3 separate regions of the Mus musculus genome follow, and all the other regions are linked to region 3. A link is a loop called in an ENCODE intact Hi-C map of the cell type or tissue named here. Cell type or tissue: heart. All regions are shown on one strand.

Evidence for each region. A loop is a pair of places that touch in the nucleus more often than their neighbours do. Peaks named below come from ENCODE experiments on the same cell type or tissue, not always from the same donor. Only the 100,000 strongest peaks of a DNase experiment are listed, where the experiment ranks them.
Region 1: a loop joins it to region 3, with 5 times the contacts of the local background. A loop is called at or near these places in 41 of 42 quality-filtered maps.
Region 2: a loop joins it to region 3, with 2.3 times the contacts of the local background. A loop is called at or near these places in 6 of 42 quality-filtered maps.

What each region holds. Positions count from the first base shown.
Region 1 is chr17:35,175,778-35,180,777 of GRCm38, forward strand. Aif1 (allograft inflammatory factor 1) reads right to left here and starts at 275. Exons shown (of 8, transcript NM_019467.3): 1 at 196-275. It also overlaps the pseudogene Ncr3-ps. In heart, a CTCF peak has its summit at 2,911 (motif pointing right); a DNase peak (open chromatin) is centred at 2,964.
Region 2 is chr17:34,847,987-34,852,986 of GRCm38, forward strand. It overlaps Skiv2l (superkiller viralicidic activity 2-like (S. cerevisiae)), which reads right to left and starts at 2,218. Exons shown (of 28, transcript NM_021337.2): 1 at 2,148-2,218; 2 at 1,910-2,013; 3 at 339-448; 4 at 122-239; 5 at 1-32. The coding sequence starts at 2,169. Nelfe (negative elongation factor complex member E, Rdbp) reads left to right here and starts at 2,405. Exons shown (of 11, transcript NM_001045863.1): 1 at 2,405-2,602; 2 at 2,925-3,007; 3 at 4,358-4,427; 4 at 4,530-4,675. The coding sequence starts at 2,933. In heart, a CTCF peak has its summit at 2,414; a DNase peak (open chromatin) is centred at 2,285; H3K4me3 peaks cover 2,373 bases; H3K27ac peaks cover 1,798 bases.
Region 3 is chr17:35,229,600-35,234,599 of GRCm38, forward strand. All of the region lies in intron 2 of Nfkbil1 (nuclear factor of kappa light polypeptide gene enhancer in B cells inhibitor like 1), which reads right to left. Among named protein-coding and RNA genes, the nearest start is that of Nfkbil1, 3.7 kb to the right of the region's middle. In heart, a CTCF peak has its summit at 2,618 (motif pointing left); DNase peaks (open chromatin) are centred at 2,602 and 3,962; H3K4me3 peaks cover 1,442 bases; H3K27ac peaks cover 1,398 bases.

The DNA.
Region 1 (5,000 bases), 54 kb before region 3:
GGTTCAGTGCTCTTCACGGGGGTGACTAGAGGACTAAGGCCTGTGAACTGACTGTGCTGCCTGGAAAAGGATGCACTGTCCAGAAAGTGAGGGAGAGAGAGCGAGAGTGTGTGTGTGTACACACGTGTGTGTGCCCTGAGAGCCTTCTATTTACCCTCCATTCTTCCAGCCCTGCTCTTTGCCCAGGAGACTGACCTGTGCAGACCACATCAGAGGGTTCGTCTGGCTCCAGTTAGTTTGGGCCTTGGAGGAGCCTGACAGGGAAACAATAGGATGGAGGAACTGGGTGCCTATCACCACGGCTACCTTTCTGTGAGGTCACAGTGGCCCAGCCTTTCCTGAGGCCAGCAGTCCTCTTGAGGTACCTGTACTGCCAAGATTTCTTTCAAGTGTCAGTAGCCCACAGGCTACTTGTTTTCTCTTTTCTTTTTCTTTTTTAAAAAGATTTATTTATTATTATATATAAGTACACTGTAGCTGTCCTCAGGCACACACCAGAAGAGGGTGTCAGATCTCATTATAGATGGTTGTGAGCCACCATGTGGTTTCTGGGATTTGAACTCAGGACCTTTAGAAGAACAGTCAGTGCTCTTAACCACTGAGCCATCTCTCCAGCCCATGATCTCTTGTTTTCATCTTGTTGAAACAGAATCTCATATAGCCCAGGCTGCCCTGGGACTCAGTACATAGCTGAAGATGAACAACTGACTTCAGCCTTCCAACTGCTGTGATTTGAAGTCAGTGACACTTTTAATAAAGACATACAGGACAAAATACCATTGCTTGGTTTGAATAATAACTTTAAAAAAAATGTGTGTTGTGGGCACGGGGGTCTTTTGCCTACATGTTTGTCTGTGTACCAGTTCTATTCCAGAGGCCAATTGAGGGTGTTGGATACTCTGAAGCAGGAGTTATGAGAGAATGCGAGCTGCCACAGACTCCCAGGTCCATTGGAAGAGCAGCCAGAACACTATTTGGCTGAGCTATTTATTTAACCCTAAGAACTAATTTTTTTAAAAAGATTTATTTATTATTGTACACTGTAGCTGTCTTTAGATGCACCAGAAGAGGGCATCAAATCTCATTATGGGTAGTTGAGCCATCATGTGGTTGCTGGGAATTGAACTCAAGACCTTTGGAAGAGCAGTCAGTGCTCTTACCCTCTGAGCCATCTCGCCAGCCCAAGAACTAATTTTTTAATTCAAGGAGTTACTGAATATTTAAGGCTAACCTGATCTACATACTCAACGTTCAAGTATCCTGGGTTACAGAGTAGGATGTGTCTTAAGTTAATTAAAATATAATTTGATAGCCGGGCAGTGGTGGTGCACGCCTTTAATCCCAGCACTCGGGAGGCAGAGGCAAGCGGATTTCTGAATTTGAGGCCAGCCTGGTCTACAAAGTGAGTTCCAGGACAGCCAGGGCTATACAGAGAAACCCTGTCTCGAAAAGCCAAAAATAAATTTTTAAAAAGTATATATATGTGTGTGTGTGTGTGTGTGTGTGTGTGCGCACACACACACACACACATATATATTTTTGAAGGCTGGGTGTGTTGGTGCACACCTTTAATCCTAGTACACAAGCGGCAGAAGCAGGTGAATCTCTTGAGTTCAGGGCCAGCCTGGTCTACACATAGTTCCAAGGCCAGCCAAGAACTACATAATTGAGATCCTGTCAAAAACAACAACAACAACAAAAAAAAAACGAAACAAAACAAAACAAAATAACAAAACTATTAACTTCCCTAGAAAGTCTGAGATAATGAAAATTGTTCTTGAATACACATACGCCATGACTTACTCTAGATGGACTGCCCTGGAGAGTTTTGTCAACTTGCTACAAGCAGAATCATCTGAAAGAGGGATCATCAACTGAGAAAATGCCCGCAATCAGTATGATTGGAGGAGGGCCCAGCCCACCGTGGGTGGGGCCATCCTGGGCTGGTGATCCTGGGTTCTGTAGAAAGCAGGCTGAGCAGCCATGAGGAGCAAGCCAGTATGAAGCATACCTCCATGGCCTCTTTATCAGCTCCTGCCTCCAGGTTCCTGCCTGTTTGAGGTCCTGCTTTGGCTTCCCTCAGTGGACAGTGTAACTCAGGACCTGTAAGCCCAAAAAGTCCTTCCGAAGTTTCTTTTGGTCATGATATTTCATCACAGTAATAGTAACCTGACTAAGACATGGACTGATCTCAAAAGCATTCATGCAGTGTCTTAGAATCCATAGCTATGGTAAGATGGTTGGAAGTCTTTCTTACCTGGGAGAAAGGTAAGAGGAGCAGAGTCCTCTTAAGTTTAGGCCCGGTGATCTCCTGGATCACCCCAACCCAAGGGTAGGAGGAGAGCCTTATATACACTAAGTAGCTAGGGCGGGAAGTCTGGACAGTCATGGTTGCAGTTCTCGATTTACAGATGTGCACACAGGTAGTGAACACGGAGTCTAGTTCAGAACGATGCCATGCAAACCATTAAGTCCTGGGCTACAGAATACTGCCCTGTGTCAGAGTGTGCATCGTGAAAACATAGGTTGGGGGCTTGAGAGACAGCTCAGCATACCTAAGAATGCCTGCTGCTCTTCCAGAGGACCCAGGTTTGATTCCCAGCACCCCTATGGCAACTCACAACTGCCTCTAATTCCAGTCCCAAGACAGCCTATGCACTATTGTCTCTGTAGACACCAGGCACACAGGTGACCTGACATACATTTAGACAAAACACCCATACACATAAAACAAAAGAAAAGACAAGAAAATACAATATTCGTCTCAAACCAGAAGGCCATTGTACCTCCCTTCCCAAACCATGGGCTTATAGTGAAGAAACGTGTTTTCCTCACCTACTCTGCATGGGAACTAAGATCTTGGGAAGGGGAATTGAGGCCCTATGGAGAAGCCAAAATGCTTCAGGTCCCCAGCAGGGGGCAGCACGTACCTGCCCATGGCACCCGGGACCCACACCCTCCACTTAGCTACCTTAAGGAGAAGGCCTCACCACAGCTCACTGGTGGCCAGATGACCCAATGAGGCCTTCCCAAGTGGTGTGGTTATCCTGGTGGCTGAGAGAGTAGCTTGGGAGGGAGCAAGCGCTGGAAGTGCTCCAAGCCAGCCTTCTTAACAATGAGACATTGCTTCTCCAACAGTCATGTGTCACTTCACAGTGAGAAGCAACTAGACAGTACATCAACCTGTTACAGAACAGAGCCCCTCACAGACACAAGGAGGGAAAAAATGCATTAGTTTCAAAGATGGGGTCAAGGGCTAGAAAAGATGGCCCAGCGGTTAAGAGCAGGTGTTGCTCTCACAGAGGACGGCTTCCATTTCCAGCACCTACAGTGTGGTTCACAGCCGTCTGGAACTCAAGTTCCGGAGAAGGATCTGATGCCCTTTTGTGACTTCCATGGGCACCAGGCATACACAGGGTGCACATGTAAACAGGCAGGCAAAACATTTCTTATTTAAAAAATAAAAAAGAAAAAAAAAAAACAAAACCAACCCTAAACCTAAGAAAGATTGTGGTAGCGAGATTGCTCAGTGGATAAAGGCCTTTGCCACCAAAACCGATTGATGACCTGGCTTCTGTTCTTGGGACCCATATGGTGGAAAGAGGGCCCACTCCCACAGGTTCTCTTCTGACCTCCACATATATGCTCTGGCATGCATGCCTGGGTAGACATTTGTACAAATAAGCATACAAAAATTGGGAGAGAATAAAAGGACCGGGAGGATGGATGGTGAGGCTGAGCCCACGTCACGCGTGGCATGCTACAATTTAGGCCTCTCTTCCAGGTGCTTTTTCATCTCCTGTGGGTCTGTAAAGTACAAACTCTGGCATAAAGGCACCCATGTGACCCGCTGTTACAGGTAACACCACTTGTGCCCGTGAACAACATCTCCTGTGACTCACACTTTGTAGATTCTCAATAAATGTGTTAAGTAGGCTGATTGTGGTGGCACACACCTTTGATCCCAGCATTCAGGAGGCAGAGACAGATGGATCTCTTTGAGTTCGAGGCCAGCCTGGTCTACAGAGTGAGTTCCGGGACAACTGGAGCTACAAAGAGAGACCCAGTCTCGAAAAACAAAACAAACAAACAAACAAACAAAAAGGCAGCTAAACAGCAGCTAAAATTACAAACGAATGGATTGCTCATGAATAAGACTGTGAAGAAGGCACGGTAAAGCAGGTTCCTGCTGGGAATGCTCTTTTCCAGGAGATAGGAAAATGAAAACTCAGACATATCTATTGATAGCTCTAACTCCTCTGTCAACACTGCTGGGGGAAGAGGTCCAACCCCTACAGATGAAGCGACCAGACACTGTCCTTGGTAACATCATTACCACCAGCAGCAGCTTGCTGCCCAGAGGGAAAGGCAGACTGGGGAGGCATGGAGGCAATGGAGCCCCGCATAGTTGGACAAAGGAGAGGTGAGGAGCCTAGTCTCTCAGCTGGAGGGTGTCAGAAGGTCTGGTCTTAAACCTCAGAAGTGAGAGAACCACATCCTGGTCTCACCTACCCAATCTTATAAAATCAAACATGAGGACATCCTGTCCTTCTATGCCACCTGTCCACTAGCTGCCTCCAGAGAGCCCCAGGCATGTCCATCGGTGCCATCTTTTCTCCTTAGCAGGACATGCCTATGATGCCCAAAGTCCCACACAGCAGAGGTTCTTGGCAAGTCACGTGTGAGTCCTACTTGCCGGTAGTCGTTCCTCTACTTAGACCTCACTGCTGAGGTCTGTCCGCCTCACCAACAGGAGACATGGCCAAGGTGCTCCTGGTCATCTTCATCATGGTTTATCCAGGTGACTGGGGGTTTGCTCGGGAACCAGGGCGTGGGGACAGGAGAAGGAGGAAAGGAAGATGTGGAATTTAGATGCTCCAGTGGGTGTCTGGTGGGAGCCCTGAGGGGTGCAGAAAAGCACTTCACAACACTGTCTCCTGTGGTCTCTTCCAGAAGCCAGTGCTACTAGGTTGCCTGCAGCCCAGAAGGGCATTTTTTAA
Region 2 (5,000 bases), 380 kb before region 3:
GTAGCTGACAGATTTGTGTTCTCCAGCAGGACCTGAGACAAGAGGTTGGATAACCAGTGAGACCAAGCCTGCTTCTGACCCTTCCTCCCAATTCCATTTCTTGGGGCCTCTGACCTCTCACCTCCTTATAGCCCAGTATATGGCCTGTGGTTGGGTGTCTCTGGGCCTGAAGGTCAGATGGGACTGGAGTCTCCACGGCAGCCAGGAGTGACCAGGGATCCGTCTTCCTCTGCCATTTTCTGGAGAGAAGGAAAGGAATTTTGGAGTCGGCTTTCTCCCTATCCCAGCTTCCTTCCATTGGTCCATCTCTCCAATCTGGGAGGCTGCAGACTTCTCACCGAGCTGAGTGCTCTACACCGTGTAGAGGAAGCCAGGCTGGAGACGACAGAAACAGCTGCTCTGCTTCCTGGCACAGATCTGGGGCGCATGGAGGGAGGCCATGGGGGAGCTGGGACAAGGGCGAGATAGGAAGTATTAAGTTGGGGGCTGGAGAGGTGGCTCAGCAGTTGAGAGCACTGACTGCTCTTCCAGAGGTCCTGAGTTCAATTCCCAGCAACCACATGGTGGCTCACAACCATCTGTAATGAGATCCGATGCCCTCTTCTGGTGTGTCTGAAGACAGCTACAGTTTACTCGTATATAAAATAAATAAATAAATTGAAGAAAAAAAAAAAGAAGAAACCTTAAGTTGGTTAATAAAGGATAGCGTGTAGACAAAAGAGGCGATGGAACTTGTGTTCAGATCCAATGGTAGATGTCCCAGGATACCAACTAAGGTAAATCACTGATTTCAGACACACAGAGGCCAGACACAGCAATCTGCATTCTTATTTTGAGAGAGGCTCTCATGAAACCCATGTTTGCATCCAACTTGATGTGTGTGTGTGTGTGTGTACACATATCCCTCCCCCTCTCAAGTGAGGGGGTGACAAGCATGAGCTACCAACACCTGACTATCATGCAGAGCCAGGGATCAAAACCAGGGCTTTGTGTATGCTGAGCAAGCGCTATACCAAGTGAGCTATGTGCTCAACTGAGAATTCGCATTTTAGAATTCTTATTATTTGTAGTAGTATGTGTTAGTATGTATAGGTCTGTGTGTAATGGGTGGACATGGGTACACGCATGCACACATGGCAGTCAGAAGACCACATTGTGGAGCTGGCTCTCTCGCTGCCTTTACGTGTGTCTCATCAGACTTGCATGGGCAAGCGCTTTAATAGGCTAAGCCAGTGATTCTCAACCTTCTCAAATGCTGCCACCTTTTAATGCACCGGTTCTCCTGTTGTGCTGACCACAACCGAAAAATAATTGTGTTGCTACTTATTAACTGTAATTCTGTTACTGTTATGAATCTTAATGTAAATGTCTGGTGTGCAGGATATCTGATATGTGATGTGACCCCTGTCAAAGGGTCATTCCACCCTCAAATGGGTAGTGAATCAAAGGTGGAGAATCTCTGGGCTAATAAGTCATTCTGCCAGTCTTAAATTTTCTGCTTCTTTTCTTTCTGTTTTGGGGATGAGATCTCACTACATAGCCCTGGCTGGCCTAGAACTTGGTATGTAGATCAAACTGGCCTCCAATTCAAGAGATCTGCCTGCCTCCACCTCCCAAGTGCTGGGAATAAGGGTGTGAGCCACGCCAGGCTTCAGTTTAAAAGAGCCAAGTGCTCTGAGCTATGCAGAGAGAAGGAACCTCCTAGGAGGAAAGATACAGGTGAAGGGGCAGCTCTGAGAGCTCGCGTCTCCAGCACTCCCCGCTCCGACCTACTGGAGTTCCAGTAGAGTGGGATCTGTCCAGCATGAGCCGGAGGCCAAGATGACAGTGTCAAGCTACATCCTCCTGTGAGCAGGGTGGAATTTCTTTTAGGCTCATAGGTCAAAGGTGAGGGTCAAAAGTCACTCACAGTGCTCTCTGGAGGCCCTGGCACGTTCAGCAGCTCCCAACGGCCAGTGCACCCCACTTCCAGAGCTCGAAGGGGTAAGTTCAGGGGATCTAGGGGAGGCAGAACTACAAGGGAAAGGTCACAGGTTAAAAGCCACAAGTCATTCCTGTCTACTAACTAGTCCTTTCCGCGGACCCCCCTCCCTCCCCTCCCCTCCTCTCCTCTCCTCTCCCGTCCACTCTCCTCCCCTCCCCCTCACCGAGTCGCTCCGTCTCCATCATCCTGGAGCCGCGGCAGCTCCCGAGCAGCCCGGAAACTCAGAGTAACCACGGAGCCGGCCCCGCCCCGAGAAGGGCGGAAGTTGAAATTACTTCCGACACGCCCCCTCCTCCACCACTCCCCGCCGGGAGCGTGGGCGAGAGCGGCGCCGAAGCCTGACTCGGAGCCGGGCAAGGCCGGGCGGAAGTCACTGCGACTCGCCGCCTTGGTTACCGCGTGTCCCGCCCCTTTACGTCATCGCCGCGAGCCAGCGCGCAGTAGCCCGCGCGGCGGCGCCGGAGACCGCGGGCCCGGGCGCCGCCCCCTCAGGTGAGGGCTTCGTCTCACATCTTTCGCGCCTTCCCCGCGCGGCCCCTGGTTCTTCTTCCTCCTCCTCTGGTTGCCCAGATAGCGCTACGCGGGCCCGGCCGCCTTCTCTGCCCATCGGACCCCGAGGTTGGCTGACCTAACCCCATTGGGCATGGGGGTCGGGAGCCATCGCCTTGGCGTCGCAGGGAGTGCTTTCCCTTCTCCGGGCTGAGGTACCCCAAGGCTCTAGTGTCTGGACCTTGGACATAGGCGGGAATGCCGGTTGATTACCATAAACAGGAGGCTGGACAAGCAGCCTCGGAGGAACGAGGGGTTAGGGAAAGGCCAGAGGCTGGAGTAGGCGGGCCTGGAGGTTGGGGTGCATACAGGATGGACGCAAGTTGGACGACGTGTGAATTTTGAATGGTGACAGTAGAGAATGATGTCTTGGGTTCTGCCCTTGAACCAGGAGCCAACATGTTGGTGATACCTCCGGGGCTGAGTGAAGAGGAAGAGGCACTGCAGAAGAAGTTCAACAAACTCAAGAAGAAGGTAGGAGTTAGTTAAGCGTGGTGGCCCGGCTTCTCCAGACTCTGGGGACACCTGGGCTGACTGTAAGGCCATGGGAGTCCTCCTGCCTCCTACCGGAAGGGGACCTCTCAGTGGAGCTTTGGCAGCATCGTCCAGTCTTATTTGAACCCTCCCTCTTCTCTGGTCATCCCCAATGGAATTATCATCGTCCCTGTGGCTTCAGTACCACCCAGAGCCTTGTGAACCATCAAATGCCCAAGTAAATGTGCTCCTCCTGTCTGCTCTACCTCCCTCCCTTCGCTTTTAGATAACCAACTGCATTTAATAGGCCTTAAAATCTCTCATCTCTGACACACCACTCCACCTCAGACAGGGTCTCACACTTAGCCCAGGCTGGATTGAAAATATGTGGCTTTGGGTAGCCTGGAATGGCTCTGCCTCACCTCTGGCTTCTGTACTATTTACACAGCAAAACATTTGTCAAGTCTGTCGATGGTTTCTAAGTTCCTCTTCCACTTTGTCCCCTACCACTACCCCTGGCAAGGATCTCAGTATGTGGCCGGGTTGGGTGGGTTGTTTTGTTTTGTTTTGTTTTGTTTTTTCAACTCCTGGGCTCCTGGTATCTTCCTCCCTAAGCTTCTCTCAGGAAGTGGAACTCTAGGTGCACAACACCGTCCTCAGCACTCTCCTTACTAGTGAAACCTCTGAGTAATTTCTCATTGACAGGGTCTGGCTTTGCTGTTTTGAAGGCACACCTGATCCATTGAAAACACTTCCGAGGTTTCACATCATGTATAGAATTGAAATATCAGCTCACCATACCTGTCAAAAGAGAGAATTATTTTCTCTTAAAACCTGCCTTCCAAAACCTCCTCTGCATTTTTGCAACCCCAATTTCTTTGTCTAAAGTATCTTTTCTGTCTGTGTTGGGTAATTCTGTGAGGTCTCAGTTTACTAGCTGCTTATGCATCAGAAAGTGTTGCTTATACTCAGCCCTGAGTGATTAGTGCCCTTGATTATTCTTGGCTGTCAGTCTAGCCATTGTTTCCTGGGTTCTGAATTCCTTAAGGGTGGGAACTATGTGTTTTGATTCTGCATGGCCTCATTAAATGTGCAGAAGATGGGAGATGGGTGGATAAAATCCCCAAGGATTCAGGTCTTATTTGCAGCTTATATGGTAGGGCTTAGGTGTTTTTGGTTTTCAGTTTCCAAAATGTGAGACTGGAAGGCCTTGGACACCATAGTTTGGTTAGGTTAAGTACTGTGGGCTTCGTGAGGATGTGGAAGCAGGATGAGCCACTCCAGGACCAGGATGCCACACACACTGGCCCTGGAACCAGACCCTGGTTGACAGACCTCTCTCCTTTCCAGAAAAAGGCATTGCTGGCTCTGAAGAAGCAGAGCAGCAGCGGCCCAGCGAGCCAGGGCGGTGTCAAACGCTGTAAGTGACAGAGACAGAGAGTCCAGGGGGCAGCAGCAGAGGGCTTCCCTCCACAGCCAGCATAATGAATGCCTCTCTCCTTCCCCCTCCCTCTCTCCCCAGCACTGTCAGAGCAGCCTGTGGTGGACACTGCCACAGCAACAGAACAGGCCAAACAACTGGTGAAGTCAGGAGCCATCAGTGCCATCAAGGCTGAAACTAAGAACTCAGGCTTCAAACGTTCTCGGACCCTGGAAGGGAAGTTAAAGGTGAGCACACAGGAAGATTGTCTGGAACGTCCTGGCATCAGCTGGAAGGGGGTGGGTGGGGGAAGTCATGCATGCTCACATATGAGCAACCTGTGCTGTTCTGAGTTTAGGGTGTTTCTTTCTTGTTCCTTGAGACAGGGTCTGACTGTACTCATGGAGTCAAGTGATGCTCTGGCCTCAGCCTCAGAAGTAGTTTTTGCCACTGCAGCCCACTGGAGCGCTAGGTTTCTGTCTATCACAAAGAAACCTGAGCCCAGTGTGGTGGCACATGCCTTTAATCCCAGCACTTGTGGGGCAGAGGCAGGCAGATTTCTGAGTTTGAGGC
Region 3 (5,000 bases):
GCAGCTGTTGCTTTGTCTAACTCGGGGGTTTCACCAGCCTCCGTGGGGCAGCTCCTAGCAGCTCTTTTAGGCGTCTGGACTCCCTCAGCTCTCAGGAACCTCTGTTTTAAGTCTGCTGTGTGTCTTTGGCCCTTGCTTACTCAACCTTATGGTAAATCAATGTCTCCCTGATTTCAGGTCTCTCAGTTCCAGATGGTGCTGCCTCAGGAACAGCAGCCACTACGTAAACACTGATGCTGCCTCCCACCGCCCAGGAGCCCCTGCTCTGGTGTCACAGCCTGACCTCTGGTCCCCTTCAACAGTAACTCCACCTCCTCTTTCCAACAAAGTTGATGTCCTGTGGTCTCATGACTCTGACATATCAGCACTGTGGGCAAGGGCCGCACTCAGCCCTGATGCAACTCCAGATGATGGCCTCCATCTTCTGTGAGCCTCATGCGTAGGGGTGTGCGGGTGATGTTCTGTGATGGCTGGTTGCCCAGGGCTGGGATCAAGCAAGACTGCTACTGTCTTTGAGCAAGACCAGAAAGAGTTAATTTTGGGTCTGGAAGAACACAATATTGGTAAAGCGCTTGCCACGGAAATTTGAGGACTCAGGTTCGCATCCCCAGCAATCACACCTGAAATCCCACATACCAGCCCACATCTGCAATCCCAGCCACAGCAGCCCACATCTGCAATCCCAGCCACAGCAGCACACATCTGTAATCCCAGCCACAGCAGCCCACATCTGCAATCCCAATACTCCCACTGCAAGATAAGCGGTGGAGTTGGGAGTCCATAGAGACTCATGGGCCAGCTAGCCTGGAGGACATGGTTGGAAAACAAACAAGATGGGCTGGAGAGATGGCTCAGCGGGTAAGAGCACTGACTGCTCTTCCAGAGGTCCTGAGTTCAAATCCCAGCAACCACATGGTGGCTCACAACCATCTGTAATGAGATCTGATGCCCTCTTCTGGTGTGTCTAAAGACAGCAACAGTGTACTTACATAAATAAAATAAATAAATCTTAAAAAACATTCTGTCTCAAGCACAATGAGAGTTGAGGACCAACAACTGTATCCTCTGACCTCTACACACAGATAGAAAAACAAAACTAAATTTTAAGATTAGAAGAACAAAGCTCAATGAGCCAGGCTGCAGTCGATCTCACAACAGCACTACAGAGAATTCTCTCTAACAAGCAGGCTCAGCCCATCAGGGTCTGACCCCTGGTAACTCATGACAACTTTGGACTCTAAGAAATAACTTACACTGTGACAAGTATCCCACAGTAGAGGAATATCCAGCTGAGCATCTGACATGAGCCCACACAAGTGTCCCTCCCTCGAGACCTAAACGACCAGGGTACCATGGTGTGAAAACACTTCCTGATGCCAAGTGCAGACAGCTCCTCTCTACTGTCTGCCTTCTATTTATTTCTGGCACCCCAAACCCCGGCAGGGTTTCTTGTAGCTCAGGATGGCCTTGTAGCCAAGGCTGGCCTTGAACTTGTAATCCTCGTCACTGCCTCCTGGGTGCTGGGATTGCAGGCCTATGCCACCATGTCTGGCTCTGGTAAACTCTTTCACAACCCACTTCCTGACGGGGTAAGGCTTGTGAAACCTGTGCTAGGGTCACTGAAGACAACTGCGGCCGAGGTGACAGGTCTGTGGGTGTGCAGAATGCGAGGCTGGAAGGATAGGTGGAACATCAACTGTGCCCAGTCATTCTGAAACAAGGCCGTCTCTGGCTCCACTGCGCAGATCAGGGAGGCAGTGGATGCTGTCTATGCCGTGCTGACGGATCAGCACACAGTGAGTGTCACATAACCACAAAACAAGCCTGGAGGTGCAGGCCTGCGTCTTGGTCAGGAATATCAGTCAAGAGCTGCCAGGGCTACATGGTGGTGTCTCCACTAAAGAGAGAAAAACGAAGGCTGGGGATGAGGCTTGGTGCGGGCTCACACCTGCAACCCTGGACTTAGGCTCAGGGACCGGATCAGTCTCTGAGTTTGTGGATAACCTGATCTACATACTGAGTTCCAGAAGAGACAAGCCTACAGAAAGAATCTATGTAAAAACAAACAAACAAACAAACAAAAACAAAACAAACAACCTGCCCCCCCCCAAAAAACAAAAAACCAAGCAAACCAGCAAGCCAAACCCTAAAGAAGACCAAAGCAAACCTTAAACCCCAGACCCTAACATCAGAATGATAGCTTGTTTTTCCCTCCCCCCAAAAACGGAGAGAACTATATTGCCTGCCAGTGTCCACTCATGCTTGCTCTTTGCAGAGTGGCCACTGTTTGACGCATGCTTTACTGATGGGTCCCTCTGACAGCTGAAACTGATCTTCCATGACATTCACACACACACACACACACACACACACACACACACACAAAGCCTAAAATGTGAGCCTCTTCTGGCCCCCTACTGTGTGTGGTACCCCCCGCTCCCCAGTCATTTCAGTGTCCTAGGGCAGCCCTCTGACCTAACAGGAGAGTGGAGGGGAGACTCCTGCAGGTTCAATCGCTCAATCTGCTCAATGGATCAATCTCATTCAACTATCTTCAAAGCAGCGGGCAGCCGCTGAATGAGATGAAGTTGGGATTAGAGCGCCACCTCGTGGCAGAACTGGCAGGTGCCGGGAAAACGGTCTGAAAGACCAGGGGTTGGGAGAAGTGTGGAGGGATGGTTTCCTCTTTGGACCATTGCAACCTCTCAACTGTGACATGCAGACAAGTTCCCGAAACTCCCCAGGGAGGCCTCACTTTCGCCACGGTGTGTTAAATGTTTCACATGTTTCTCAGAATTCTATACGACAGTGGCGGTGCCTATTCCACCATTAGGAGATCCTCAGCCAAGTTAACTGAACCGCGGAACTTATCATTACGTAGCAAAGCTGCAGCCAGTCCGTGGCTCATGTGTTATTACAACCTCCGTTTCGGAGGCGAACAAGCTCCCGAGGTAAGGGTGCAGGCCTCAGGATCCGTAAGCGGCAACCCTAGGCACCACACTGCTACCACCCAGGAGCTGCCTCTTAAACTGTAGCCGGCTGCTGAACTCTATCTAGGTACACATCTCCTGAAAGCATACCTAAGAATACTTTAAGTGCTATAACAACCTTGGGTGAACTGAACGGCTATAAGCTCTTAGAGTAAACTGGTCTCTGGTCCAGCCATAAATTCCTGTACAGTGTGACTCTGAGCTGAAGGTTAACTGCCTGACCATCTAACCGCTACCTCTCTGCTTCTGTAAGCAAAGCTTGCTTGCTGCAGCTGTCCAGAGCTGCCTTTCTGTATACGCCACAATTGCATTTTTTTTGCTCTTAAAACCTCAAACTGGAAGTGAGGCTGCTTCCGGCTTGCTACTCTGCTTGGAACAGCCCTACTGGTGGTATATAAAGATTCCACAGGACGTATTCAGGAGTCTGGGGACTTCTTCTCTTCAGGTATCCCATAATAAACTCAGCCAGGCAGCTGCAGCCTTCCTCTCTTTAAGCTTAAAGAAAATCAACTACGCAGGCCCATCTTATTTGTGTTAGAGGATTTTGGGTTTGGTTTTGGTTTTGATCAAGGAGAGGCCAAGCTGGAGATGAGTGAGTGAGCAGGGTTGTTGATCTGTGGGCAGAAGGCCGTCCGTCTCTTAACAGACGGGCCTCTCCTCCAGTTCTAGTCTGGAAGCTGCTCTCCAGGGAATTGCTTCTGCTGTCACTGCAAAGGCAACACCTACGCTGTTTCCAGAACTGTGGGATTTGGCAAAACTGATCTAGAAGTATGCCATCTGGGGCTAGGTCAAGAGGCTGGGGGAGCAGGGGCAGGAGAGTGCAGGGTTCTGGTAGGAAACCCCTGAGTGTTAACCTCAGCGGGATAAAACTAGTCACACCATAGCCGCCATGTAGGTTAGGTGAGATCTGCTTGATGGCTTTTTTTTCCTTCACTTTTTGAGACTCTTAGGCCCTGCCCAGACTGGCCTTGAGGTGTTCCCGAGGGCTGGGATTACAGGAGTGTGTTGTGAACTTCCTGTCTTTCTAGGCGGGGAGGCTGTTTCTGGGCTGGCTATCTGCCAGTAAGTAACACAAATGAACTAGAAAGAGGCTGTCTGCACTGTGGAGCCACTACCGATGCTGACTGGAGATGTTTTGTTGACGTCTCTCTACCGTGGCTCCGGCTAGCTTGGATGTAGAGCAGACTGGCCTTGAGTTTGCAGAGCCCGGACTGCCTCCGCCTCCAGACCGCACCACCAGCTTAAGTAGGATTTTTGTTACAGAATTTTGGTGAGAATGAAGAAAACTGGTCTGGCGCCTGGTATGTGTCAAGGGACATGAGTCCATCCCTAACACACAGCAGCAGATCTCCGGCATAACACCAAGTAAAAGTTTCAAGTCCTCTGGCCGGCCCAGCTGATCATGTGACAAAGCATGGATACTTTGTAAGGTGTTTGTGGCATTATTACAAGGTTGCCATTGTTTTGATTATGCAAGGAGAGAAGCAAAATTAAGGGGGTGGGGGTGGGGTGAGTGGAGCTGGGATCTGACCTGAGCAGTCAACTGCAAGGTAAAAAACCATCAAAGAAACAAAGTAGTCACTGAGCTGAAAGCTAGGAAATGTAAAGAAAGAGTTGCGAGCTATGCGGCTGGGTGTGGGAGACACATGCCTACAACCTCAGCACTTGGGATGCAGAGGCCAGCCTGAGAGACTCGGTAAGACCCTGACTCAAAAACAAAAACAATCGGGCTGGTGAGATGGCTCAGTGGGTAAGAGCACTGACTGCCCTTCTGAAGGTCCTGAGTTCAAATCCCAGCAACCACATGGTGGCTCACAACCATCTGTCGTGAGATCTGACGCCCACTTCTGGCACGTCTGAAGTCAGCTACAGTGTACTTATTTATAATAATAAATATGGGCAGGAGAGAGTGCGGTTGCCCTAAAATTCAATTCCGAACAACCAGATGAAGACTCACAACTATCCGTACTGCTACAGTGTGTACTCATATACATAAAATAAATAAATCTT